Linked DNA regions of Homo sapiens: region 2 is linked to region 1. Evidence: read pairs that join two places in POLR2A ChIA-PET (ENCODE). Cell type or tissue: B cell. All regions are shown on one strand.

What was found. ChIA-PET counts read pairs that join two places held together with the same protein. Peaks named below come from ENCODE experiments on the same cell type or tissue, not always from the same donor. Only the 100,000 strongest peaks of a DNase experiment are listed, where the experiment ranks them.
Region 2: POLR2A ChIA-PET joins it to region 1 with 5 read pairs; 8 of 35 experiments call an interaction of 5 or more read pairs at or near these places.

What each region holds. Positions count from the first base shown.
Region 1 is chr2:55,611,626-55,614,125 of GRCh38, forward strand. The region is part of intron 2 of PPP4R3B (protein phosphatase 4 regulatory subunit 3B); the gene reads right to left. Among named protein-coding and RNA genes, the nearest start is that of PPP4R3B, 4.7 kb to the right of the region's middle. In B cell, no CTCF peak of the experiment used is centred here; no DNase peak of the experiment used is centred here; H3K27ac peaks cover 403 bases.
Region 2 is chr2:55,259,446-55,261,945 of GRCh38, forward strand. All of the region lies in intron 5 of MTIF2 (mitochondrial translational initiation factor 2), which reads right to left. Among named protein-coding and RNA genes, the nearest start is that of MTIF2, 8.5 kb to the right of the region's middle. In B cell, no CTCF peak of the experiment used is centred here; no DNase peak of the experiment used is centred here.

The DNA of each region.
Region 1 (2,500 bases):
ATTTATGAAAGAAAAGATGTATCTTGAGCACACAATTTAGTAGTTGGCTCATTTTAAAACTATAATGTTAAAAGAAGAATGTTAAACATTCCCCTCTGAATTTACTCAATTTTTTTTTTTGAGACAGAAAAATCGCTTTGTCTCTCCACCTGGAGTGCAGTGGTACAATCATGGCTTACTACAGTCTCGACCTCCGAAGCTCAAATGATCCTCCCGTCTCACCTCCAGAAGTAGCTGGCACTATAGCTGCGCACCACCACACCTGGATAATTTTTGAATTTTTTTTGGTAGAGACAGGGATCTTGCTATGTTGTGCAGGCTGTTCCCGAAATCCTCAGCTCAAGGGATCCTCCTGCCTTGGCCTTCCAAAGTGCTGAGATTGCAGGTGTGAGCCACCATGCCTGCCATAGTCAACATATTTTAATACAGCAAAATGGCCTATAAACATCTCATTCACTTACTCATTAAGTTTTTAATAAAAAACCCGCTAATGGAAACAAAAAATTTAACCCATTACTGCAGTCCCAGCTACTGGAGAAGCTGAGATGGGAGGATCACTTGAGCCTAGGAGTTCAAGCTCAGCCTGGGCATCATAGCAAGATCCCATCTCTGAAAACAATTTTTTAAATTTTAACTCCACTACTGAACAACAGACTTCATGTGATATTTGGAAATTAATAACTTTCTAGACTAATTTATTGAATAACCTAAATGATGCCTTTTACAAAGGATAATTCTAACAAACATAGAAAAATGTTACTGTATTTGGAAATCTCAATTTGTGTAACTTCAAATAACTACAAATTAAGCTGAATACAGCCACTGCTCACACCTGTAATCCCAGCACCATGGAGGTGCTGAAGCAAAAGGATCACTTGAGGCCAGGAATTCAAATCAGCCTGGGCCACACAGTGAGACCGTCTCTACAAACACAACAACAACAAAGTTTTGTAATAAATTTTTTAAAGGTGCAAATTTAGCCTGGACAACATAACGAGACCCCATCTTTACAAATTTTTTAAAAAATTAGTAAGGTTGGCCGGGCTTGGTGGCTCACACCTGTAATCCCAGCACTTTGGGGGGCCGAGGCGGGCGGATCACGAGGTCAGGAGATCGAGACCATTCTGGCTAACACGGTGAAACCCCATCTCTACTAAAAAATACAAAAAAATTAACTGGGCGTGGTGGCGGGCGCCTGTAGTCCCAACTACTTGGGAGGCTGAGGCAGGAGAATGGTGTGAACCCGGGAGGCGAAGCTTGCAGTGAGCAGAAATCGCACCACCACACTGCAGCATGGACGACAGAGCGAGACTCCATCTCAAAAAAAAAAAAAAAATTAGTCAAGCATGGTGGCTCACATCCATAATCCCATCTACTCAGAAGGCTGAAATTGGAGGATCGCTTGAGCCCAGGAGGTTGAGGCTGCAGTGAGCTGTGATCAAACCACTGTACTCCAGCCTAAGGGACAGAAGAAGACCCTCTCAAAAAAATTATTTTCAAAAGTGCAAATTGAAGATTTGGGTGAAAATATGAAAAACCATGTCTATTACAAAGAAACTAAGTTTAACATAACCCCTAAATGGCCCTATGATTTCAATTAGAAAAGTGTACTCAATTTAAACAAAAATAAACAGGTAACATCATTCACACAAGTTTTTCACTCTTCTTCAGTGTTTCCATATTCTTCTCATTACCAGAGTTCTCTTATACACCTGAATGTTATGTTGCCAAAAAAAAAAAGCCCAACGAAAAAATAAACTATTACAAAACCCCAAATAGTATATTATTTAAATGTGATTACAGAAAACATTTCCAAATGGTGTAATTTTTTTAAATAATGCATTTTTTCCAATACTTTATACTAAGTGTATACAAAAATGCTAATTATCTAGAACTAATTTTCTAGTAGAGCAACATTATACATGAAATTACCTACATATCCTAATGATTCTAAAGTATTCACAGAATCACTATGTATTTTTAACTTATGTTGGGTGACTATTTTAAATACAAACCTACTCCATAATGTGATGTTTCCAAAGTAACAACAGCTAAAAGATCTTATATACAATCTGAGAAGAATCCATTATTAAACCTAAATTTGTAGGGAACTGTTTATGACTTAGTTACATTTAAGAACAAAGTTCCTGATAATTATATTCATGCAGATAAGGGAAATATGGTAAAAAAAAAAAAAAAATTAGTATTTCTTTCCCCACAAAGAAGCAAGCAAACAAAAACAAACTAAAAGTGATCATCTGGTAAAAACTCGGTATAAAGACAGAGATTAAGAGCTGCCTGGCTGACTGAGAAATTAAATTTACTTAAATGTCTACCTTACAATGTCTAAGGTATAGGAAACATCTTCAGGTTTTCAATTCAGGACAAATGTTTAATTTGCTTCTCCATCAAAAAAGACACACAATATTTTCTAAACAGAGAAAAAAGCTATGAATTGAATATTGAAAATTTTAAAGTATTTCAAATAACTGATTAAGAA
Region 2 (2,500 bases), 350 kb before region 1:
ATAATAAAGAATTATGGTTATGGGTTCCTCTATGTGTATAGGGGTAGGGGGTAATGTTTAAAAAAAAAAAAAGGAGTCCTCATCTTTTAGAGATACATACTGAAGTATTTATGGATAAAATAAAATATCTGTTGTCACTGACTTATGCATACATTTAAGCTTATTCCATTCTTTCTGCTACCATATTTGTCTGATAATTGCTAATAATAAAAAGTTTTGCCAGGCGCAGTGGCTCACGCCTATAATCCTAGCATTTGGAAGGCTAAGATGTGCAGATCACTTGAGGTCAGGAGTTCAAGACCAGCCCGGCCCACATAGTGAAACTCTGTCTCTACTAAAAATACAAATATTAGCTGGGTGTGGTGGCATATGCCTGTAATCCTAGCTACTTAGGAGGCTGAGGCACAAGAATTGCTTGAACTGGGGAGGCAGGAGTTGCAGTAAGCCAGGATCCTGCCACTGCACTCCAGCCTGGGTGACAGAGCAAGACTCTGCTTCAAAAAAAAAGTTTTAAAAATCAAGCCTATTATCAATACTATTTATAAAGCCACACCAATATAATTTTCCTTAGAAAAATTCTGAATGACATAGCCATATTCATTTATTTTCAAAGTTTTCTAGCTATAAAATGACTGAATAATCCATCTGCAAAATTATTAAAAATGCCAAACAGGCCAGGGATGGTGGCTCACGCCTGTAATCTCAGCACTTTGGGAGGCCGAGGTGGGCGGATCACCTGAGGTCGGGAGTTCGAGACCAGCCTGACCAACATGGAGAAACTCCGTCTCTACTAAAAATACAAAATTAGCCGGGCGTGGTGGCACATGCCTGTAATCCCAGCTACTCGGGAGGCTTGAGACAGGAGAATTGCTTGAACCCAGGAGGCAGATGTTGCAGCAAGCCGAGATAGTGCCATTGCACTCTAGCCTGGTTAACAAGAGTGAAACTCTGTCTCAAAAAAAAAAAAAAAAAAAGCCAAACAGTGTGCTAACAATTTTGTACTCTTTGTAAGGATGTACATGCACAAAAAGTAGTAACACTTTCAGGCAGGAAACACATTGAAGTTTAGCATTGCTGTGATTTACAAAATAATTATTGAAAGATAATGTGGTTGATGAGTAACAGCATGTGCTCTGGAGCCATATTCCATAGGTTCAAATATTCCCCATATTCCCTAGGTTCAAATCCTGGCTCTCCCACAAACTAGCTGGAAATAGTGGGTAATTACTTATCCTCTCTAAACCTCACCTTCCCAGCCTGTAAATAAGGATACCTAACTTTAGGGCATTGTGACAGCTCAACATATATGAGTCACTATTAATTCTTTTTTTCCCCAAGAGTCTGTTACACTTTGTTACAATAACAGGGTATTTCTCATATACTGAATTTTAATATCACTTTATAATGAAAACTCAAATTTTGTTTCAAAAATCCTAAATTGGTAATAAGCACATCACAATGAAGGAATATAAAAATGACAATAATATGCTCCATTTATAAATAAAAATAATATTATGAGAAGTTGTAGTTATTACTACCAGTATTTCTTTTTTTTTTTTAAGATGGAGTCTCGCTCTGTCGTCCAGGGTAGAGTGCAGTGGCGCGATCTCGGCTCACTGCAAGCTCCGCCTCCACGGTTCACGCCATTCTCCTGCCTCAGCCTCCCGAGTAGCTGGGACTACAGGCGCCCGCCACTAGGCCCAGCTAATTTTTTTTGTATTTTTAGTAGAGATGGGGTTTCACCGTGTTAGACAGGATGGTCTCGATCTCCTGACCTAGCCTCCCAAAGTGTTGGAATTACAGGCGTGAGCCACCGTGCCTGGCTACTACCAGTATTTCTCTGCTGGCCTTACAGATATTGTCAAAATGAGAGAAAAGGCTGGGCATGGTGGGATCACGCCCCTAATCCCATCACTCTGGGAGGCCGAGGCAGGCAGATCACTTGAGGTCAGGAATTTGAGACAAGCCTGGCCAACATGGTGAAACCCCGTCTCTACTAAAAAAAAAAAAAATTAGCCGGGCGTGGTTGTGGGCACCTGTAATCCCAGCTCCTCAGGAGGCTGAGGCAGGAGAACCACTTGAACCTGGGAGGCGGAGGTTGCAGGGAGCCGAGATCGTGCCACTGCACTCCAGCCTGGGCAACGAGAGTGAAACTCCATCTCAAAAAATAATAATAAAAAGAGTGAAAAAAAGGAAATCAGAAAATTATAGGGCCAGGCGTGGTGGCTCATACCTATAATCCCAGCACTTTGGGAGGTTGAGGCAGAAGGATTACTTGCACCCAGGAGTTCAAGACCAGCCTAGACAACATAGTGAGACTCTGTCTCTACAAAAAATAAAAAATTAGCTGGGCATAGTGGCACATGCCTGTAGTCCCAGCTACTCAGGAGGCTGAGGCTGAACGATTGTTTTGAGTCTAGGAGGCCAAGGCTGCAGTGAGCCATGATCATGCCACTATACTGGACAAAGCAAGACCCTGTCTCAAAAAAAAAAACCAAAA